Linked DNA regions of Homo sapiens: all the other regions are linked to region 1. A link is a loop called in an ENCODE intact Hi-C map of the cell type or tissue named here. Cell type or tissue: IMR-90. All regions are shown on one strand.

The links. Hi-C counts contacts between places; a loop is a spot of excess contacts. Peaks named below come from ENCODE experiments on the same cell type or tissue, not always from the same donor. Only the 100,000 strongest peaks of a DNase experiment are listed, where the experiment ranks them.
Region 2: it touches region 1 in a loop (8-fold over the local background); 37 of 110 quality-filtered maps call a loop at or near these places.
Region 3: a loop joins it to region 1, with 19 times the contacts of the local background. A loop is called at or near these places in 105 of 110 quality-filtered maps.

The regions. Positions count from the first base shown.
Region 1 is chr7:30,980,445-30,988,444 of GRCh38, forward strand. LOC105375222 (a long non-coding RNA gene) reads left to right here and starts at 3,380. Exons shown (of 3, transcript XR_927160.2): 1 at 3,380-3,915. RefSeq lists a silencer at 3,255-3,414 and an enhancer at 4,024-4,549. In IMR-90, a CTCF peak has its summit at 3,328 (motif pointing right); a DNase peak (open chromatin) is centred at 3,357; H3K27me3 peaks cover 2,868 bases.
Region 2 is chr7:30,736,697-30,744,696 of GRCh38, forward strand. LOC105375220 (a long non-coding RNA gene) reads left to right here. Exons shown (of 3, transcript XR_001745154.2): 2 at 5,059-5,171. Among named protein-coding and RNA genes, the nearest start is that of INMT, 11 kb to the right of the region's middle. In IMR-90, CTCF peaks have their summits at 3,937 (motif pointing left) and 6,882; no DNase peak of the experiment used is centred here; H3K27me3 peaks cover 610 bases.
Region 3 is chr7:31,119,120-31,127,119 of GRCh38, forward strand. It overlaps the pseudogene LOC124901821. Among named protein-coding and RNA genes, the nearest start is that of ADCYAP1R1, 71 kb to the left of the region's middle. In IMR-90, a CTCF peak has its summit at 3,680 (motif pointing left); a DNase peak (open chromatin) is centred at 3,722.

The DNA of each region.
Region 1 (8,000 bases):
GCCAGATTGCATGCTTCAGTTCTGCACTCCCACTAGCAGCTCTTGAGGTCCCTAAGTCCCACAGCCCCACCAACACTTGGCATTACCCAGCTTTGTAATGTTCACCAGCCAAATGGGTGTAAAGTGCCATGGCACTGTTGTCCTAATTTGCATCTCCCTGATATCTAATGGGTGTAAACATCTCTTGCTGTACCCGCTTGCCTTTTGGGTTTCTTCTTCTGGAAATTGCTTGAGTCTCTTTCCCTATTTTCCTCTGGAGTGGAGATGCCTCAACTCCAGGTCTTTCTCTTACGTCGTCCCCATTGTGTGCCCTCCTGGGTCCCAGCATACTGCCTGCTGTCCCCCACCCAACTGAGGACTCCCTTAATGTAACACATCTACATAGTCTGTCCCTCTTCCAACCTCCTTCTTGGCAGCGGGGAGGAGAAGGAGACCCAGGCTCTGTCCGTGGGGACCTATTTATTGACTGACAGTGGTGGAGGGAGATTCCAGTACAGAGAATAGGCCTACTCGGGCTGATCGCCAGGTGCCATTTGCCTTGTCCTGGTCCTTGCCTGGGTGCCTCTCTTCTCTGTGATCCCCTGCATGGTGGCCCTCTCCTCTGCACGGAGGATCTAGCTTGTCCTCCATGGCCTGCCTGGACCAGGTATCTTTTCTCATGCACTGGGAACAGAAGGAGTAGGCATCCTTTACCTGTGCTGGCTCACAAGTGTGTATCTGGTGGACGCAGCAGATGGACATCCTCCTTCCTTACAGTCGTGAGAGTTCCAGGGAATGGAGACACAGCTACATGAAGCCCAAGGCCACATTGTTGCCCATGACGCCCGGCTGCCTGGCACCTTCCTGGTCAGACAAATGTCAAAGTGCGGGCCCAGTCTGAAAACCCATCATATTCAGTCTCAAATCATAAAAGTAATTCATATTCATTGCAGGCATTTAGGAGATACAGAAGGATTTTTTAAAAAATCAATCATCATCTTATTACCAAGACATTCACCATAGATACTTTTGTATGTTTCCAGAAAGATTTTTTTTCTGTGTTTTGGAAGTAGCTTGAGATTATATTTGTAAAATTTCATATGATTTGTATGCATTAAAACAATATACATTATATATAGATGGCCAATAATCACTTGAAAAGATGTTCGATATCATTAGTCATTAGGAAAATGTAAATCAAAACCACAATGCAATATTGTTTCATGTCCATGAGGATGGCTAAAAGGAAAACAAAATAGCCAATAACAAGTATTGGCAAGAATGTGTAGAAATTGGAACCCTCATGCATTGCTGGTGGGACCAGAGAATTGTCAGGTGCTTTGGTAAAAAGTTGCACAGTTGCTCACAAAGTCAAACACTGAATTATTCAGAAAATCCACTCCTAGGTATATAGGCAAGGGAATTGAAGATGTATGTCTACACAAAACTTGTACATGAATATTCATAACATCATTATTCATAGTAGCCAAGAAGTAGAAACAACCTAAACATCCATCAACTTATGAATGAATTAACAAAATGTGGAATATCCATACGATGGGATATTAGCTCCATTATTTCTGTTTGAGGTAATGAAAAGTTCTAAAATTAGATCGTGATGATGGTTGCAAACTCTGAGAATACACGAAAACCACTGAATTGTACACTTTAAAATGGTGAATGTTGTGGTACGTGAATTCTATCTCAATAAAGCAGTTATTAAAAATGAGTAAATGAGTGTTTGCTGGAGAACATTTGCAGACAATTTTTCCGCTACATAATTTGAAAAGTCTATATAATATTATTTATTTAGCCAATAGTTATTTAACATATTTTATTCGTGAAAGTTTCTGTCGATTTTAAAAATAAATATTTATTACAAAAATATTAGCTAGGCATGGTGGCGGGCACCTGTAGTCCCAGCTACTCGGGAGGCTGAGGCAGGAGAATGGTGTGAACCTGGGAGGCAGAGCTTGCAGTGAGCTGAGATCACACCACTGCACTCCAGCCTGGGCGACAGAGCGAGACTCCGTCTCAAAAAAAAAAAAAAAATTGTGATGATAAACTTCCTTGCATACATTTTTTTCATGTATACCTCAAAAAGACAAAAACTTAAACTCCTAGACCTTCAGAATAAATTATCCTAATGTGGAAGAATGTTTGAACCAATGCAATGCACATGATAAGTCTTTTAGTACCTGTTGGCAAATTGCCTCCCAGAAAATTGGTCTAGAGAATTCTTGCACAAACAATATAAGTGTTACAGTTTTTCTGCATTGTTATTATTTTTTGAGACAGGGTCTCACCTGTAGACCAGGCTGGAGTGTAGTAAAGTGATCACAGTTCACTGCTGCCTCAACCTTCTGGGCTCAAGTGATCCTCCCGCTTCAGCCTTCCCAAGTAGCTGAAACTACAGGCATGCACCACCATACTGGCTAATTTTAAAATGTTTTTGTAGAGACAGGGTCTCAGTACATATTGCCCAGTCTGGTCTCAAACTTCTGGGGCTCAAGCAATCCTCCTGCCTTGGTCTCCCAAGTGCTGGAATTACAGGCGTGAGCCAGTGTGCCTGGCTGGCATCATTATATGTTTCTCTGAGTTTTAACTGGTGTTAGCACTGTTAGTAATGGTGTTAGCATAGTGGTGATAGTAGTTAGTGTTAGTTAGCTTGGTTAGTGCTCTTTAATACTAGTTGTGACTAATTTTAGTGGTTAGCAGTTGGTAGAGTTAGTGGCTAGTTAGTGGTTAGCATTAGTTAATGTTAGTGGTTAGTGTTGGTGATTAGTTACCAGTTAGTTTAGCAGCTAGCTGTTAGTGTTAGTTAATGTTATTTAGTGGTTAGTGTTACTGGTTAGTTAGCAGTGAGTAGTTAGTGGCTAGTTAGTGTTGGTGGTTCATTAGTGATTAGTGTTAGTGGCTGGTTAGCAGTGAGTGGTTAGCGTTAGTTAATGTTAGTTGGTGGTTAGTTAGCCATTAGTGTCAGCAGTGAGTGTATGATATTGGCAGTGGCAGAAGCAGCTCACTCTGTGAACTGTCCATCCCTCGCCTACAGGTTTCACAATGGCTGCAGGTTCACCACTTGCTCCCTTTTAGTTTCAACTGGAGCCTCAAATTCCTATCACTTCTCTTGTCTCTCCCATGACAGGGATTCGCAGACTGGGCCTACGATGCAGATTCCTGGGCAGATCCTTTGACTGGCAAGCTCTTCCTCTCTCAGGACTCCAGCTTCCACAACTGAGCGGGGGGGTGGGGGGAGTTGCTCAGGAGATGATGTCTGAGGACGTCTCACCAGGGACACTGGATGGGAAGCAACGAGCTAGGCTGAGAAGCGCAATGATCATCCTGGCCACCAGGTGGCAGTCTAACTGCAGCCAAGAGCCCTGGCTGGGCCGACGGTGCTGCCTGCCTGAGCTGACGCTGGAGATGGACGCAGGACCCCTGCGGCCTGACTGGAGCTCAGCGAGCCGAAGGGGCTGGTGGAGAAGGGGCTGCTGGTCTGGGCAGCCTAGGTTGGGAGGGAGGGTCATGGCGGGAGTGTGGAGGAGCAAGACATCCCCACGCCCCCCGCCCCCTGCCCCAGACCCCAGTGTTGATGAATAAGAAGCGGATTAAGAAGAGTGAGAGCTGAAGAGACAGGAGAATCAGGGACCACGAGAGCCCGTGCAAGATCCGGAGCACAGGGGCTTCCCTGGGTCCCAGGCTTTCTGCAGGACTCACCCCCAACTACCCCGGTGTCCTCCTTCCAGCCAGCCTCCCCGCGGGTCCTGAGAGGAGAGTTTCCTAAAGAGAAGGAAGAAACTCGGACTTCCCTCCTGTTATGTTCGGGCTCCTCTGTGAGAAAGAGGAGGAGAGAGGAAAATGAAGGGCCCATTCTCTGTCCCCAGAGAGCCCCCAGGAATGTTGGGAAGATCTGCAAGGATGAGCCTGAACCTAGAGGTGAGAACTGGTGTGCCGGGCTCAGACTCTCTGGGATGTGGGAGCTCCGAGGACTGGGTGTGAGTGTGGGCAGGAGCAGTCAGGGAAGGCTTCCTGGATGAGGGGACTCAGGCAGGGAGTGTAGACCCTAGAGCCCCACCAGGCCAGGCTGCGCAGTGGTCCCTTTCTACCGTTTGCTGGGCAGGAAGCGGAATGGGGTTGATCTCAGTTTAGAGAGCAATACGTGGAGGAAAGTTCCGGTAGGAGGGTGGTATCGGGCCCAGGCTTCGTTCTCCCCAGGGACTTTCATGACATTCCTGCTAGGGCTCTGGGTCTGCTGGGCACACATTTATCCATGTGGTGAGTGTTCACTGAGTATCTGGGGAACACGCACCTTGCTAGAGTCTGAAAATACAGCTACAAGCAACCCCCAAATGTTCCCCTACACAAGGGGCTTAGGGTCTGGTTGGCAATGGCCAATTTTACATGTCAATATGACTTGGCCACAGGATGCCTGGGTATCCGATTAGTCATTGTTTGTGGGTGTGTCTGTGGCGGTGTTTCTGGAAGGGCTTAGCATTTGAATTGGCAGACTGAGTAAAGCCATGGCCCTCCCCAGTGAGCAGGCACCAGCCAACCCTTGAAGTTCTGAATAGAAAAAAAAAAAAAAAAAAGGCAGAGGAAGGTTGAACTTGAGCTTTCTCTGCCTGGATGTTGAGCTGGAACATCTATCTTCTGCCCTCCAGGATCCTGGTTCTTAGGCCTTCGAATATACCACCCGCCCTCTGGGGTCTCTGGCTTGCAGAGGGCAGATTGACTTCTCAGCCTCCATAATTGCATGAGTCAATACCATACAATAAAGCTCTTTCTACACTGTGTGTGTGTGTGTGTGTGTGTGTGTGTGTGTGTATGTGTGAGGGGTGTGTATATAAAATGTTGGTTTTATTCTCTGGAGAATCCTGACTGATACAGAAGGCATTATTTAGGGCTCTCTGTTGCAGACAACAGGACCCACTCTGGCTGAGTTAAGCAAAAACATGACAAGTTTAAGGACATCAGGTAGCTCCCCTGTCTCTAGGAGGGCCTGAGCTCAGGCCCAGAGGCAGTGCCCATCCCACACCAGGGGGCTACTGTGGCAAATTCCTCATTTCACCACTTTTGGTCATGGACACAGCTGCTCACACCACCAACACCAGGGACAGAATGCCAGAACCACCACATGGCTCTCCTGAAAAGCCAAACTCCTTCCCTGCCACGCTGGCCAAAAATTTGATTCCACCTGGCACCAGCTCCCTCTTATTGCTGTCTTCTGGATCTAAGTCCCACAGAGTTACCCCTGATGGCACAGTCCAGTGACCCTGCCCACTAGCTGCAAGGAAGGCTGGTACAGCAAGCTCAGACCTCTAGCTTGGAGAGGGCCCTCCTACTGTGGCAAGGTTCTCAGGCACAAGAAGGGTGTTCAGAATATGCTGGCTGGCCACAAGCATGACAGATGTGTGGCACCAAGAGGCAAGCACACCATTCAAGCAATCACATAGTAACGGTGACGGATGCAGAAAGAACAGCAAAGTGTTGGGAGAACAAATATCTAGATGACCAAACCTAGACCGGAAGTGTAAAAAATAAAAAGGCTTCCTGGAGGAAGTGACAGCTAAGCTGAGATTGGAACCATGAGAATGAGTTGGCCAGGAAAAGAAGTGGATTAAAAAAAAAAAACAACCAGGTAGAGGAAACAGCACGTGTGAAGGCCCCGAGGTGGGAAGGAGCTCGGCGTGGGAAGAGATGCAAGTTAGCTACTGTGGTTGGATCTTAGGGAGAAAAGGGGAGCGTAGAGCGGGCGGCACCCAGATCACGCAGGGTCAGGAAAGCTATGCTAAGGTTTCATCCCAAAAGGTACTGAAGTGTGTGATGTGACGAGGCTTAGGTGTTTTAAATGATCGCTCTGGCTGGTATACGAAGACTGAATTTCAGGCAGAGACCTCCGCTGGAAGCAGGGAGGCTGGAAATGGAGACACGTACTAGGGTGATAGTGATGGAAAAGATAAGGACCAAGTCCAAAGCTGTCTAACTCAGGGGTGAAACTGTGTGAGAGCAAGAAGACGGACGGAGGCGTCCCACAAGCCTACTGGAATGAGGAGAGACAGAGAGGAGCAAGCTTTTGGGGGAAGAGCAGGAGCTCAGTTTGGGCACATTGGGTTTGGGGTGCACTGAGACAGCCAGCAGGGTGCCAAGGAGCGGGCTGGAGTGAGGAGCGAGGCCCAGCTCAGAAGTGGAGTTCATGAGTGGCCAGTATATTGGTGGCGTTTGATGCCAAGGGCATAGGTGGGGCCACCCCGCAGTGAGAGTGAGGAGCAGGATGAGAAGGGGACTGAGGGCTGAGCCTGGAGGGATCCACACATTCACAATCCCACGGGGGAGCAGGAGCCCCCAAAGGAGGCGGAGCAGGGGAAGGAGTGCTCAGAGAGGTGGGAGGAGAACCGGATGAATGTGGGATCCTGGGGCCCCAACCAAGATTGTCCCAGCGAGGGGCTGCTGAGCCGGCCGAGTGCTGCTGAGCCGCCTTTGTGAGAGGATTTGGAGGCGCAGCTCACAGCGAGAGCGGATTTGGCGGAGGATGGACTCGGAGGCTGGGCTCAGGGGTGCTGAGAGGGAGCGGCTGGGGCAGCCCAGGAGAACAACCCTTTACCGAGGCTCCTCTGGGAGGGCGGGGGGAGCCAGAAGGGAGCGGGAGGAGTCATTTGGTTTTGTTGTAAGAGGACAGCCTGTAAAAATGCTAAGAAGTGGATATGGGAGTCACTGAAAAGTGGGGGGCACGTCATGGAGCGGGGTGGTTGAGAAGGAGTGAGAAGGCAGGTCCTGAACCCAGTGTGGGGGGCCTTGGCTGAGAAAGGGGACTCTGCCCCAGAGGCTGGCAGGTGGGTGTGTGGCCTGGGGGTGGGCAGGAGAGGGAGGCCAACTGCTGGCTCCTGCATTCGTCATGAAGGTGAGGTTCCTGGCCTGCTGGGGGTGGGCGCCAACAGGGGGTGGGAGTGGAGAGCGGGTGGGTCTTGAGAGTGCAGAAGACGGAAGCAGCTGCGGCAGAGGTGGGAGGACAAGCCAGTAGGGAAGAATATACAGTTGCCAGGCCATGCTGGCGGGCCAGCTCCCCCAAGAGCGGAAACTTGGAGTGAGACCACTTTTTCTGGGTGGAATATCTGGTACAGACAAAAGTGACTTGGGCTTATTCAGGGTTGGGTTTTGCCCCAAAGGCTGAGGCACCAGGGACTTGTAGGTGTTTGTCAGAGAGCATTTGTGCAATGCCACAGGGTCCCTGCTGGAGGGTCTGCTGGAAGGGAGTGGAGTATTCGGTGCTAGGGCTGGGTGGGGGTGCAGAGGAAGAGTTCTAGGAGGACAGAAGGGTGTGGTCAGAACAGGATGCTTTGCAGCACAGCTGGTGTGACTTCCAGCAGTAGCATGGGCTCCATGTTGGTGTGGGAGGGGGTGTCTGCTGGGGGTCAAGAAGGTCCCTGAGAGAAGGAAGGGCAGGGACTGTGAGGTCAGTGGGTGACAGACCATCAGCCTGGGCACTGCTGTCACTCAAGACAAAGGCTGGGGTTGAAGGGCAAGGATGACTTTCGAGCCAGAGCCTCCAGCCATGAAGGTGGGGAAGGGGCTGCAGGAGCCTGGGGGTTGCAAACAGGAGGCTGGGGCAGAGGTGGGATGCAGGGAGTGAGGAGGGGCAGACCAGAGGGAGAGTCCAGACAGGGCGGGGTGGAGAGGACTCAGGGTGCGGAGCAGGAACCGAAACCCCCAGGCACTGGTCCCCTGCCCTCCGGAGCCTGGGCAACCAGTCCAGCCATCCTGCTATGGCTTTGCCCTCCCAGCTTTGGGGCTGCCAGAGGCCCTGGCCCTAGAACTGTTAGGAACAGGGCTGCCTTTGGGGCAGATCCAGGCTTTGGAAACCAACAGGAAACTGCAGATATTATTATTTTTTTTTTCTGACACTCTGTTCTGCCTCATCTGTGTGACTCTCTCGTGTGGATTTTTCTCTTCTGGCTTGCTCTTGCACACTCTCTGTCTCTCTGCATCTTTCTCTTTTTGAGGCCCCAGATTTTAGCTGTGGGGAA
Region 2 (8,000 bases), 240 kb before region 1:
CAGGTCGTGGGAGGGACTGGTGGGAGGTATTTGAATCATGGGAGCAGCTACCCTCATGCTGTTCTTGTGATACTGAGTTCTCACAAGATCTGATGGTTTTATAAGGGGCTTTTCCCCCTTTTGCTCAGCACTTCGCCTTGCTGCCATCATGTGAAGAAGGACGTGTTTACTTCCCCTCCTGCCATGATTGTAAGTTTCCTGAGGCCTCCCTAGCCATACTGAACTGTGAGTCAATTAAACTTCTTTTCTTTATAAATTACCCATTCTCAGGTATGTCTTTATTAGCAGCGTGAGAATGGACTAATACGCTGAGGGCCACAGGGTTCCTAAGAGCCGCAAGGAAGGGAACAAGTCCCACTGTGAAAGCGCTTATTTTTTAATAGACTTTGTTTTTTAGAGCAGTTTTAGGTTCACAGCAACACTGAGTGGAAAGTTCAGAGATTCCTCATATGTTCCCTGTCCCCACCCCCAACTATTCACATCCCCCACCAGAGTGGTACATTTGTTATAATCAATTAACCTATGTTGACACATCATTATGACCCAAACTCCATTGTCTACACTAGGGTCCACTCTTGGTGTTGTTCATTCTATGGGTTTGGACAAATGTATAATGTCACATATCCACCATTGTGGTGTCATATAGGATAGTTTCACTAACCTAAAAATAAAAATCCTCTGTGCTCCACCTGATCATTCCTCCTTCCCCCAAACCCCTGGTAACTACTAATCTTTTACTGTCTCCATAGTTCTACCTTTTCCAGAATGTCATATAGTTGGAATCATAGAGTAAGCAGCCTTTTCAGATCAACTTCTTTCAATTAAGAAAGTTTGTTTCCTCTGTGTCTTTTCATGGCTTGATAGCTCATCGTTTTTTTAAGTCCTGAAAAATAACCCATTGTCTGGATGCACTATAGTTATGCATTTATCTGGGCAGTCCCAGATATCCTGGTTGCTTCCAGGTTGTATCAATTCATAAATACAGATGCTATAGACATTTGTGCATGAATTTTTGTGTGGACATGAGTTTTCAACTTCTTTGGGTAAATACCAAGAAGGAAGAGAGGGGACAAGCTCCAGTGTGTAAGCACTTTTCAAACCTCTGCTTGCATCACTTTTGCTAATGGCCAAAACAAGTCATGTGGTCAAGTCCAGATTAGGAACAGGGAGATGGTGGAGAGAAATAGCTCTACCTCCTAATGGAAGAAGAGGCAAAGTCATATTGCAAAGACTTGTGCCCACTGGAAAGGGAAGAATCTGTGGTCGTTTTTGCAATCGATCCCATTCTGGTACATGCTTGCTTTTTGAAGTCTTGATGTTCTGCTTAAAGCATCAAGTTGTTACATCATGGCCCATTTGCGATATAAAGAATAAAACAAAGCTATTGGACTAGATGGCTTCAGAAACTGCTTAGTTCAAAAGGTGAAGTTTGCAGCAGCAGAAGTCTATAATAAGTTTCACATATTCAATTTATTTATTCAACATGTACCATGTGCTAGGCACTAGACACAACCACAAACAAGGGAGAGCAGTTTCCTGCCTCAGAATTTCTATGTCACTGAGAGACAGAAAATAGAATAACATGTGAGATGAAGGAAATAAATGGGTGATGTGATAGTGAATGGAGAAAGAGAGGGGGAAACATCTACTCTATGTGGTAAGAGTAGGGATAGGTACCTTTTGAGCTGAGATGTGGAATATGAGGAGGGAGCCAGGAATGGAGGCTGCTAAAAAGGACCTCCCTTCTCTTCTGCTTTCTCTTTCCCTTCTTGTTTCCTGTCATCATCTCTCTATTTCTAGATCAGTGCTTCTCAGACTTTAATGTATGTATGAATCACCTGGAGAGCTTGTTAAAATGCAGATCAGATTCAGCAGGTCTGGGCTGGGACCCGAGATGCTGCATTTCTAATAAGTTCCCTGGTGATGCTGCTGCTGCTGCTCCTTGGACCACCCTTTACACAGCAAGAACCTGGAGGTGGGGTAGGTGCTGAGGCGAGATAATAGAACCAGAATCAGGGCAGTGGCGGGGCGATGAGGGCCACTAGGTGGATTTGAGAGCTGTTTAGGAGGTAATGTCAAGGCCTGGGGAAGCTGGTGGTGCAGACCAACGGTGACAGAGGAAGAGGCTAGGGTGGCAGTCATGTGTCTGGCATGGATAAGGGTTGCACAGGAGTGTCCTTGCTGGGCTGGGGAGAGGGGAGGAGAAGCAAGGCTGGGGGACCAGGAGATGGGCAGTGTGCCTTTGGACCTGCTCAGTTTGAGGGTCCTCGGGCTAGGCCAGTAGAGGCAGCTGGATACTGTAGTGGTGGGGAGAGGACAGCAAGTAGGTCTGAAATACAGAGCTGCTCTATAGATGAACTTCTAGAAGGAGTGAGTGATTCTTGGATGCTCCCAATGACATATCAATAGAGGCAGCACAGATGGCTCCGTCATGGTTCAGAAGACCTTTTCGAATCATTCAGGAGCCTAGGCCCTGAAGGATCTAGGACATCAGGGATCATCGGTCTACACTCAGACACCTTATCATACAGTCCTGCTTTACTAACAGTGTGAAGCCTGGGCTGGGGGTAGGTGGAAAGGAAGTACTTTGTGCTCTGTTCCCTTGGTACCCAGAATGGGTCTTGGATCAGCAACATCAGCATCCCTAGGGACATTTCAGAAATGCAAATTATTTGCCCCCCTCAGATCTGCAGATTCAGAATCTGCATTTTGACAGACTCCCAAGTAATTCGTGAGCTCAGTACAGTTTGAGAAGCACCAGCCCAGGCCAGCAGTTCTCAATCTTCCATACATTTGAATCACCAGGGGAGCTTTACAAGGTGCTGATGCCTGGGTGGCATCTCCAAGAATTTCTGATCTAATTGGTCTGGGGTAAGGCCAAGGATTCAGGACTTTTACAGCTGCCTAGGTAAGTCTAATGCATATCCAGGGTGAAAACCCCTGCCCTGGCACCACCCAACCTTTGACTGACTACAGCTGGCGATATTGAAGGTGAATGACATTGTAGAAGTAACTTTGCATCTTTGGGCCTCAAGTTGGAAACCTGCAACCCCTCTAACTACCCCCATCCCCATTCCCATGTGCCTGGTGGGAGCCTGGAGGAGGGCAGGCAATGTGGGAGGGTTCTGGGCAGTCCTAGAAAACTCAGCCGTAAAGAGCCAGCTGGTTCTTCACACAAGCAGCTGCAAGCCCCCCCACCAGGCCCCTACTGCCTGCCAGGCCAAGACAGGGAACTGCCAAGGTGAAGAATCTGAGAGGGCATCCTTAGTCCTTGCCCTGGGAAGTTCTAGCTGGCAGGGAAGACCTTCAAAGACCAAAGGGAAGAAAGCCCACCACGCCAGGGTAAGAGAAGGAGTGGGGATATTTTCTGGGTAGAGTGCCCAGGTAGGTCTTCCTCCCTCTCTCACCTGGAGAGAAAAGCTGGAGAAATTAGGTGCCAACTCTAGGATGTGCCCAGGAACCTCATTATTTCAGGGAAAATTCAGATTTTAAGATGCATTCCTTTCTATTATTCCTTGCTACTCAAAGCGTGGTCCCTGGACCAGCAATGTCAGCGTCACTTGGGAGCTTGTTGGGAATACAGAATCTCAGCCCTACTGGCTCAGATGTACCGGATCAGAATTCAAAGTTTAGCAAGATCTCCAGGTGATGCACAGGCACATTAGTTTGGAAAACCTTGCCTCCTGGTCCCCAGCTGAAATACAGTGTCCAGGACCACGAGCCAGGTGGGTCCAAGCTTCTTAGCGGCCCTGCCTGTCGAAAGGGTTCCAGGTTCCTCCCGGTGGGCCGGCTCATGGTTCCTCTGCCTGGTTAGGCCTGGCAGAACCTCCATGAATCAAAAGGTGGCAGGAAATGGACCTTTCTCTCCCAAGGAGGATCCACACAGAATCTCCTTTCCAGCCTCCGCCTGCTGCTTCCTGCCCTGCACTGCCCTCTGGTGGCCATGGAAGCCATTGCCACCTGGCATTGCCCCCGTCTCCAGCAGATCCAGGACCCAGGGATGAAAGTCTGTTGCTTATGGTGGATGGACGAAGACTCGTCATTGTCCTCTGATATAAGGCTCAGGGACCCCAAAAACATGATGGAGGCAGTTTGAAAAGCACTGAGCTTCAGCAGCAGGATGGCAAATGTGCCTGGGGTGCTGGCTCAACCCTTCTCCCCATCACAGCTCTTTCCTGTACCACTTGCTGGAGTCTGTTCAGAGGTGGGGCATGGGCTAGAGAGGAGGGGAGGAGTTCTGTGTTGCAAGGACTTGCAGGTAGGAGGTTGCTGGACTGGTTCCGGGAGCCCTCTTGGTGTGTACCGGCCCTGAGGCAGCAGCCAGGGTGTGCAGGGCCTCATGCACTGTTGCTGGGCTGGGCCCTTATCCCCGCGGGGCATGGTGTAAAGCAGGATACAGCCTGGCCTGCACCGGCTTTGGAAGGTTTCTCTGGGGAGAACGGACTGGGGTTGGGGACACTGGGAGTTGAAAGACCTGTGAGGGGTCATGCCACATTTTGGAAAGTAGTTGGGGGCTTCATGTAGGCCTGGCCTGGTTGGAGAAATGCTGATGCCCTTCCTACATCCCAGGGAAAATGAGGAAACCCAGTGCTAAGAGCTGGCTGGAACTGAGCTGGCTGTTTGAGTAAGAAGAGATGTACGACCTTGTGAAGGTCCTTCTAGGGACGTGGCCCCAGGCCTTCCCAGAGGTCAGAGGCCCCAGGTTCTCGACCATATGGATGGACAGCCTGAGTCCCGGCTCTGCCCTGCTGGTCAGCCTCAGCCGACCATTTCCTGAGGCTCCATCACCACCAGATCCGTCGTAACCTGGACAGAGCCCAGGCTCCAATGCTGCCCCTGCCACTGACCACTTAGCACTCTGGGTGGGGCCAGTCCCCTCCCCTCCCAGACCTCGGCTTCCCCACCTGCAGGAACAGGAGCTTGGCCTAGAGGTCTTCTAGCTCTCACAGGTGCCTTTCCACTTTAAGAACCTGAGATCCTGTTCCTCTGGTGGAAAAACCAGCCTCCCCAGGACCTGTCCCACACCCCAGCCAACAGGACATTTCATGTCTGTTGCAGATGCTCTTGCTGCCTCTTCCCATTCCCTCAGCATGCTGGCTGAACTTCCCACAGCCAGCACCTGTGAGTCTTCACTCGAGGCTTCTCTCTTGGGCTGCACTGTCCAAATACAGGTGAGTTGGACATGCTGGGGAATTAACGCCCCTCAGGAGCAGCCCTCTGTCATGATGACAGGAGTCGGTGGGCAAGTGTTGCAGCTCCCGGGGTGGGATAACTCCGAGCCATGTGCTCTACGCTGGCCCCAGAGCCCCCAGCACAACGGCGTTCCAATTGCCCACAGCGGTAAGGGTTTGATGACACCCTGTTTGGCTGCCTGCTCTGCTTTCCTTCCCACGTCCTAATTGATGTTTCCTGGGATCTCCCTCCAAATCAACTATCAGCACTGAAATCCTTGTCTTAGAGTCTGCTTCTATGGGAATCCAAACAAAGATAGTATCCAGCTAAGTCACTTTTTGTTCATGATCTTTGGTATGGGGTAGTGTAAGGGACAGACCCCTAGGCGGGGTGCTGGGGGAACCCTTGCTTTTCACTTGTGACCTTGGGACCAGGTAACAGGAATGAAGAGGTAGGGCTGAGACCTGACCTGCTTTTAGGGGGAGCTGTGGGGCAAGACTGTAGATGCTCTGGTCATGACTTCCCCTCTCGGTCAGGCCCTCTTCTGCCAGGCTGGCCTCAGACACTGGGGCCCTTGCAGGCAGCCACAAAGCAGATGCCGTCGTTGATGGAGCATGTCTCAGAGCAGCTGATGGGGCACACCTCTGCACCTGGCAGCCAGCCTCCTGCATGGCCTTCTCCACCGTCTCCTTCTCTGGGTGGAGCCCAAAGAACTTCTTGGAGCCTACCATATAGTGGGAGTGCAGGGCAGCCATGGTGACCAGGTTCCCATCTGCTTTCAGCAGGCTGGCCAGCCTCTGCAGGGCTGCCCAGTACATGTCCACATCAGGACAGGCACTCTTCAGGGGACACCTGGATTGACCCCAGTGGATGCAGCTTGGTCATATCGCACTTCAGCAACCACGTGACTGTCCAGCAAAGCTGGTTCTCCTTCTCATGCCACCTGCTTCTATGGAGGAGGGTCACAGAGATGACATAATGATTGTGATAGCAGCCCCTCAGCCCTCACCACCACCCTCTGGGCAAAGCCTGTGACTTATCCTGTTCAGCAACTCTTTGAGCGAGATTATTATTTTCCTCATTATACAGATGAAGAAACTGAGGCATAGACTTGCTCACGTCTACACAGCTGTAGGTGACAGTGGATTCGATAACTCCCCTTCCCCTCCTCCTGCGCCTCTTTCTTTTAAACAATTGAATAGTTTTTGGTATATTACATTATTAATTTCATTAAGTAGTAAACTATATTACAAAATTGGCCATTTTGATCAAAGTGTATGGTTCCGTGACATTAATTGCGCTCACACAGTTGTGCGCCCGTCACCAACTGTCTTTCCAACATTTTTGCATCATTCCATATGTAAACCCTGTACTCATTAAACAGTAACTCCCCATTCCCCATTCTCCCTCCTGGCAGCCCCTGGTAACCTCCAATCTACTTTCTGTTTCTGGATTTGCCTATTCTAGACGTTTCATGTATGGGGAGCCTACAGTATTTGTCCTTCCCTGTTTGGTTCATTTCACTTAGCGTAACATCTTTAGGTTCAGCCATGCCGGAACTCCCTGCTTCTTGAAACACACTCTTTACTTGGCTTCTTGAGGCACTTCACCCTCGTGGTTCTCCCTTTTTCTGTCTCCCTGAACACCCTCCTCCACTCCCTAGCCTTAGAACACAGCATCTCCTCCCCATCCACACTTAGCCACTTGATGGCCTCAGCCGTCCACGGATGACTCCCAGGTCAGGCTCCAGCCCTGGAGTCTCTGGGAGGCCCAGACATGCACAACCAGGGGCTCCTCCGTGGGTATCTCCACTTCAGTGTCAGGCAGGTGACTCCAACACATTGCCCAGGCTGAGAAGTCAACATCTGCTGCCATACCTGCTCCTTCCTTGTCATTTCCCTCCTAATACTGGCAACTCCATCCTTCTTGTGGCTGTGGCCAAAAACCTTGGAGTTGCCCTTGACTCTTCTCTCTCTCTTACATCCAAACCATCAGCAAATCCTGTTGGCTCCGCCTGCAGAGTGATTCCAAACTCCAGCCACCTCCAGCCCCTGCAGGCCTCCTGCTGTTGGCTCTTCCCTGGAGGATGCCAGCACCTGCTGCTGCTCTGCCCAATGCTGCCCTCGCCTCCCAAGGCCTAGCATGATGAACAGTTCTTTAAGAAATGTAGAGGCTATCATGCCATTCTCTTCTCCAGTGCCTGGGAGATCCACGGCACCATCCTCCCTCCTTACCGTGGCCCTCAAGGCCCCACAGGATGTGGTCTCCGCCTCCCTGACACCTAACTCTCCTCCTCACTCCACCCCTCGCACAGCACCCTTTTCACTGTCCTCGACACACGGGCGGCTCCCCGCCACCACTGGGCCTTTGCCCTTGCTGCTCATGCTGCCTGACACTCCCTTTCCTCGGGTCTTTATGCCTTTTCTCCCTTCCTTCGCTGGGACACCACTTGGAGTGCTCCTCGGAGAGGCCCTTTCCCACCATCCCACCACCCACAGTGCCCCACCTCGCTCTGGCAACTCCTACAGTTTGCAGTGCACACCCTGCCCAACTGTGCATGGCGGCCCTAAATCATCTGAGCTGTAGTTCTTGCTATTACTACTGACTGGCTGTTTGACCTTACCTGGGCTGGCCTCCTCTCTCCCTGCTCTCTTACCTGAGCCTCAGTCTCCCCTTGTGTGCACTGAAGGACTTGGTGATAGTCTCTACTGGCTCACCCCATTCTGATACCCGAGGGCAGGGATTTGTAAACTAAGCTATGTGGTTTGCCTTTGGATATCCATGAACTCTGTCAGTTTTGTGTAGAAAATTTGTGTGTGTTTGTGTGT
Region 3 (8,000 bases), 140 kb after region 1:
TTGCGAGTGAAATTTCTAGAAGCTCATGGAAACCATCCCATCCCATATTGCAAATGCAAAAGGAAAAACAGTTCTCATAGAATTAAGAGTACTCTGGTCATTGTTGTTCATTTGGTCCTGCAAGGTGTTAACCACCTTCACTTCCCATGTCACAAAATTAGCCACAAGAGGAGCAGGTGGATCTTGTTCATTATGAGGACTGGTTGGCTTTTCAGGTACGTCGGATCCTCTTCAATCAGGAGGTCTCAGTAGGAACAAGACCACTGCAGTCACCAGCCAGGCCATCAAGATCATAGTAGCGCTGATGCCATTATCATCACAGGGTCCTGGTCATTCTTGCAAGCATCTGTCTCTGTGCAGCAGAGTTGGGGCTGCCACAACAGACTGGTCAGCCTTCTCATCGCATATTCATGAGAACATATTCATAGGGATCAAGCTCACTTTCTGCCATGATTATCCAGCTTGATTTTACTTGACTGTTTAAATACTTCTGGAGGCTGGGAAGTCCAGGATCAGGGAACTGGCAGATCTGGTGTCTGAAGAGGACTTGCTGTCTGGTTCATAGATGGTGCCTTCTCACCGTGTCCTCATAGAGTGGAAGGGGCTGTCTTTTTTATATTTTAGATATATCTTCTCTATGTAACATATTGATGAAAAATTTATTTTAATCCCAACTGATAGCCTGTGTTTAGATGGGCATAATTAGTCTATGGTTATTCACTGCGACTGAGGACATTTTGAGCTTATTTCATGACCTTACAGTCTATACGCCATGCCTTTGTTTCACCCCCTACCTGCTCATCTGCTCTCTCTTTTTTTTTTTTTTTGCCTTCCATTGCATTATCTTATTTCCCTTCCCTTTCTTTTACTGATATGGCAAATATACATTCTATTCTAATTGTGTTGTTTACATTTACAATTTTAACAAAATACCTAATTTTATGTTTTTCCATAAAACTTGAAAGTTGATCATCCTTCTTTCCTTCTCCAAAACAAGATACATACTTAAGCATGTGTAACTTTCTCCAAGATTTACATTTGCAGAATCTGTTATTGTTGTCTACTCTTTTAGACATACCTTATTTAAAATCCTAAATATAGTTCCTACAATTGTTTGTAGTTTGAGCTTATTGAGCTCTATCAATATACTTCTTTGCTTAAAATATTTGATTTCCAATCTTTCCTTCTTGTTGAAGTTAATCTTTTGAAGTAGTTCTGTGTAGGGGAGAGCACTCAGTCTTTATAAGATTGAGTTCAGAAAGTGGCTGTGTATTTTAGTTGGGCAGTTATTTTCTTTCAACACTTTTATACTGTGATTGCTACTGACATTTATTGTTTTTGAAGATAAAAATAGCCTGACACTTTTTTTCATTCTTTGGTTGCCTTTAAGCTTGGTCTTTATTATTGATGTACAGTTTCATTCTTACCCTGTTTGGCACATGTTATACTTTTGCCAGTCTGTTAATTCAAGTCTTTAGTTCTGGAAAATTCTTTACCAGAATATATTTGAACGATGCCAGTTGACAACAGAAATCCAGAGTGTGGATGTAGGAGGAAAGCCAGGGGAGTGTAGTGACAGGGAAGCCAAGAAAGGGTTTCTAGGAGAGGACAGTCATCTGGATCAAATGCTGCTAATGGTCTATGAAGAGTGGAATAGAAACCAGCAACTGGCTGAGAGGAAGGTGGCTGGGTCATCTCTTGCCCCAGGCTTGAGAGGGGAAGGCTTGAGGGCCTCCATCCTTGGCTTTGACTGGGCACCCCCAGGACTGTCTACAGCCCCATCCCTGTTTGGAACCTGACACTCAGCTTGGAGGAGAGGTCTGCATGCCCTGTAGCCTGTGTGAGACCCAGGCTGCACTGAGCCTCTTGGCAACACCAGGCCTGAGTTTGGGTCTGGCCCACAGGACAATGTTATAAAAAACAGAGTAGCTTTCCCCAGGAGGATCCGGGATTCATTCTGGCTCCCCAGGGCTTCTAGACCTAGAAGTCATCTGAAGTGGTGAGTCGGGGAGCTGGTTGGTCCTTTTGCAGTCCTCATTTATCTTTGCAGTTAGGGGCAGGCTTCACACCTTCAGGAACCAAGGGGCTACTCTCACCAAAGCCCAGACCTCATCCCAGCCTGCCCCATGGCTCCAGAGCTGGCTGAGAACCAGGCAGCGGAAATGACTGGGTGGGGAAGAGCTGGCAGCTGGCTCAGAGCTGGATAGCTTAGTTGGGAGTCTTCTGTTGCCCCTAGAATCCACTGGGACTGGCCCCAGGGTTGGTAGAAGCCATGGAGAGTTCTCCCATGAAAGCCCAATCCTCATCCTCATCCTCACTTCCTGGGAAAGGAGTAGGCAGGTTCCAGGCCTCACACTTAGGCCCTGGAAATGATGTAGTGGCAATGGAAAGGCCCCTCCCTGGGAAAGGGACCTGGCAGTTTGCAGTCCTTATTTGCTCCCAAGAAAGAATTTTGCTGGAAAGGAGTCCTCCCACCAGAGTGAAAGGGATACAGAGGAAAGGATTAGGTTGCGAAGGGCATGATTTATATCTTTGGGGGGAAATTTAAGGAAACACTGCTCTCTGTCGCCCACTCAAGCAATCAAAATATCAGACCCAGCCCTGGTCCTCAGAATGTCCCCATCTTCAGCTTTGACTGGCCCCCCAATGACTGGCTAGAGCCCCATCCCTGATTGGAACCACACACTCAGCTCTGAGGAGAGGTTTGCCTGCCCTGTGGCCTATGGGAGACCCAGGCTGCACTGAGCTTCTCAGCAACACCAGGCCTGAGATTGGGCCCAGCCCATGGGGCAGTGTGAAAGGAAAAGAAATCTCAGGATCAAATCAGTAGGCCAAAGAGAAAAGTGAAGTTGGGAACTGGGGGCAAACCTGTCTCTCATTTTATTGCTAAATGAGATAGCTACAAAGATTAAAAAAAAAAATCCTCCCTCCCTCCCTCGCTCACAATTTGCCCACTGGGAAATTCCTTCTGGGACCCAGTGTCTCAACCCTGAAACAGTTCTGTTGAATTTCACCCCGACAAAGTACACTGATAGCTTCTCTTCATAGGTACGGGACAAAGAACAGGACTCAAAGCCATCCCTCGGCTCCCCTGAGACAAATGCATATCTGATTGCTTCCTCTGCCCTATGTTTATTTTATCTTAGGTAAAAGTGCAGATCCACTGAGCTAGATGAATTCATAAGTGACTGTTCCTCTACCCCTTCTGGCATAGAGAAAAGCTGATCAAACTCAAAAGAATGCGACTGTTTGCCTCTTATGAACTCACACCTTTTAAAAATGTCTTCCTCTTCCCCCAGTAGCTACCCTTTCCCCTCTAAGTATTGAAGTCCTCAAAATCATCTTTGGAGAAAGGCACAGACCTGTCTCTCGGGCATGAATCCTTAACCTTGACAAAATAAACTTCTAAATTGAGACCTGTTGCAGGCACCTTTTGGTTTACAGTAGCAAACCTGGAAGCACAGAAAGGCAGATCCCAAGCAGAGGAACACTTACAGCGGGCCGTGACCCAACCACAGTCACTTAGCCTGAGTGGCGGGTGAGGCAGCAGACAACAGAATATGTCTGGAACTCAGAGCCACTCCTCCCCCAGCCAAGCTGCCCCTCAACAAGTTCCCCATCTTGGCTTCTTAGGGCAAAATTCAGCGTCTGGGTGTGCACTGCCCTCTTCTGGTCATTTGGTTGGTAACACGAGCAGCCAAGAGCTCCCCTTTGGAAATAGCAGGAGCTCTTTCCAGTTCCGATTTTTCTGCCAACCAGGCTTGTTTCCACACAATGACTCATAAGTGAGATAATGAAGGGCAAGAACAAGTTAAAATATTTACTATAATTTACATTTGGAGGAAAAACTTTAGTCTTACATTGCCTGTAGAAAGAATGTGTCCTACAGAGGATTTTGCAGTGGTTTAACCCTTTATATTTTTTTGATAAAGCACACATTTACTTTTTTTTTTCTGATCATACAGAAAACTTATTTATTGAGACCACATAAATATAAGAAGCATGGCTTTGGTGTCATTTAGAAAGTGAACATGTGTCTAAGAATTTTCACACTAGATTGTAAACACTAACATAACTGATCTATCCATCTTTGGATTTTCATTGAGATATTTACTAAGTCCATCATCCGATGCTTTTGAGGACATGAAAGTTAAAGAGATAAGAATCTTGATCTCAAGAAGCTTTATTATTTTTAAGAATGTTAATAAAGACTCTAAAAAGAAGGCAAACAGGGAAATGCATCCTCCCCAAAGCTGCTAGTGCCAGGACTAGGCGCCTTCCCCAGTCCAGCGGCTGCAGGTTGGGTTGCTAAGAGCTTACCCTGCCCTCTTCTGCAGACAATTGCTGGCAGATTTCTGAGGGGTAAGACTACCCCCTTCACCTTTCTCATCCAGGGTGGCCGGTAGCCAGTGACTGAGGGATGTAGGGGTAACCGCCCAGCCGCCTTGCCTCTGGTTGGGACCACCTCTGTGGTTGACATCAGTGGCTCCTGCTGGATCAGCATGAGGCTGATTCTGCTGAGGTCTGGCTCCTTCCTCCACCCATCCCCGCTTCCTCACTGCCCTTCAGTGTCTCCCCATGCACTCCTTCTGTAAGATCCCTGCTCAAGGATCTCTACTTCAGGCTCTACTGCTACAGAATCTAGACAAAAACATGTGCCATCAACAAGGCCCAGAAAAGATAAGGTCCAGTTTCAGGATTAGGGAAAACTTGCCTTGAAGGTCAGGTTAGATCTAGGCATGGAAGAACTGTTCATCTAGCCTACTGACACTTATTGACTGAGTGCCTTCAATGAGCTGGGCACTCTTCCAGGCCTTGGGGCATAGCAGCAGATATGACAATCTTGTTATCGCTGGCACAATAATTCTAGCAGAGAGGGAAAGAAACAGGAAACAAATAATGGAGAATAAGATGAATTCAGTTAAGTTCTTTTTTTTTTTTTTTGGAGACGGGGTCTTACTCTGTCTCCCAGGCTGAAGTGCAGGGACTGGACCACAGCTCACTGCAGCCTTGACCTCCTGGGCTCAATTGATCCTCCCACCACCTCCTGGGTAGCTGGGATACAGGTGTGCACCACACCACACCTGGCTAATTTTTTTGTTTTTTTTTTTTTTTTTTTTTTAGAAATGGGGTTTCTCCATATTGCCTAGCCTGGTCTTGAACTCCTGGGCTCAAGCGATCCACCCACCTCAGCCTACCAAAGTGCTGGGATCACAGATGTGGCCACCGTACCTAGACAACTTATGTTCAATAGTGAAAATAAAATATGGCAACCAGATACTGTCACCAGATCCATTTTCCTACAATTCTCCAAAAATTTACCCTTGAGAAATTAGGTGATTCATTTATCTAGTTATAACAATTGGAACCTTTCTCCTGTCATAATTCTTCATCTCTGATGGTACTGGCTCAGTCAACGTCAACTTCCATTGAGTTCCTGCTGAGGATACTCACTTTAAATCATGGCATTGACACCAAACTTATTCTATAGTCTGTATTTGGGGTCTGGCACAGTGGCTCACACCTGTAATCTCAGCACTTTGGGAGGCCCCAGCAGGAGGAGCCCTTGAGCTCAGGAGTTTGAGACCAACTTGGGCAACATAGTGAGACTTCGTCTTTACTAAAAATAAAAAAAAAAATTAGACAGGGGTGGTGGTGCATGCCTGTGGTCCCAGCTACTTGGGAGGCTGAGGTGGGAGGATCACTTGAACCTGGGAGACGGAGGCTGCAGTGAGCTGAGATCGCACCACTGCACTCCAGCCTAAGTGACAGAGTAAGAGTCTGTCTCAAAAACAAAACAAAATGAAACAAAGCAAAGCAAAATAAAACAAAAAACAAAACCCAAAATAAACCAAAGTCTGTAGTTGGGATCTTGAAACATTCTCTGGGCTTTCCATGTAACATTACAAGCACTGAAGCATGTTGTTTGGGTTCTGGACTCACCGCAGAGAGGCAGCCTTCTAAAGCAGCGGTTCCCAATCTTTTTGGCATCAGGGACTGGTTTCATGGAAGACAATTTTTCCAGGGACTGGGTGGCAGGAGGATGGTTTTGGGATGAAACTGTTCCACCTCAGATCATCAGGCATTAGATTCTTGTAAGGAGAATGCACCTAGATCCCTCCCTGTGCAGTTTACAATAGGCTTGAGCTCCTGTGAGAATCAAATGCAACTGCTGATCTGACAAGAAGCGGAGCTCAGGCGGTAATGCTTGCTCATCTGCCACTCCCTCCTGCTGCGCAGCCCAGGTCCTCTGGTCTAAAGGAAGGCAGCCAATACCTGTGACTACCCAAGAGATGCCCCTGGGACAAAGGAACTGTGCCTTTGAGAGAGCCCAGGGTTGACGCATCCTGCATAGCTGCTCTCTTGATTCCATTCTCCATGCCAATGTCCTGCAGCCACACTGTCCTTTGATCCCATAAGCCTTCCTAAGGCCTACAGCCTCAGGAGAGAAAATGTCCTTTTTTTTTTGACCTATAAGCCTGGTGGCAGGCATGTATTTTATTCATCTTCCTATGCCTCATGGGCACAGCAAAATCCCATTACACAGGAGTTAACCAGTGAAGTTGGTGGAAATAAGTGAACTTCAGGGTCCTCCATAATGCCCACTTGCCCTTTTCCTTCTTAGGATCCCAATAGCCAGGCCAGAATCCTGTCTCTATTAAACAAGCCTCTAGCTTTCCAGCCAGTGTGCCTTGGCTCAGCCTGTTCTCCCGCTCAGAGGCTGCCTGGTAGAACAGAAAGGAACCCCAAAGTGTGTAACTTAGGGCAAATGGCTTCTCCATAGAAATCTTGCATACAGTGTCCAGCTCCTGTCAGTATACAGTAGGTGTTCAAGATACTTCATTCTCTAGCTTTCCACATTACAACAGACCAAATGTTTGCGGCCCCCTCCCCACCCAAATTCGTATGTTGAAACTTAACCGCCGTTGGATGGTATTAGGAGGTGGGGCCTTTGGGAGGCAATTAGATCATGAGGGTGGAGACCTCATTAATAGAATCAGTGCCATTATAAGAGAGATCCGAAAGAGCTCCCTTCCTCCTTCTTGCCATGTGAGGACACAGAGAGAAGACGGCCATGGATGAGCCAGGAAGTGGGTCCCCACCAGACACCTTGATCTTGGACCTCTGCAGGCACCTTGATCTTGGGCTTCTCAGTTTCCAGAACTATAAGTGAAATTCTGTTGCTTATAAGCCACCTGTTCTCTGGTATTCTTTAAAGCACCCTGAATGATATCCATCTTCCACCCAGTAGACTTTTTTATTTTACTTTTAAGTTCTAGGATACATGTGCACAACCTGCAGGTTTGTTACATATGTATACATGTGCCGTGTTGGTGTGCTGCACCCATTAACTCGTCATTTATGTTAGGTATATCTCCTAATGCTATCCCTCCCCCACTCCCCCAACCCCACCACAGGCCCCGGTGTGTGATGTTCCCCACCCTGTGTCCAGGTGTTCTCATTGTTCAATTCCCCCCTATGAGTGAGAACATGCGGTGTTTGGTTTTCTGTCCTTGCGATAGTTTGCTCAGAATGATGGTTTCCAGCTTCATCCGTGTCCCTACAAAGGACATGAACTCATCCTTTTTTATAGCTGCATAGTATTCCATGGTGTATATGTGCCACATTTTCTTAATCCAGTCTGTCATTGATGGCCACCCAGTCCACTTTTGAAAAGTCTTCCTCTGTTCCCATAACCTAGCAGCCCACCTTGCAAATCTCACCTCCTCCAAAAAGGCTCCTATGATGACTCTGATGCAGACTCACCTTAGATTCGAAGTTATTTTTCTCTAATTTGTGTGGGATAGGATCTTCCTAATGTAAGACTTAACAACTCCACAAAATTGAACATTCCTTTTTTTAACACTTGGGTTGTCATTAGGGATTTTCCAAATATTCTGATCCTTTTCTTTCAGGGAACAGAGTTGGGTGACTTTGGCCCAAGGTCGCTGAAGTTGGGTGTGACCATGTGGCATACAGTGGTCAATGAACAGCAGGAA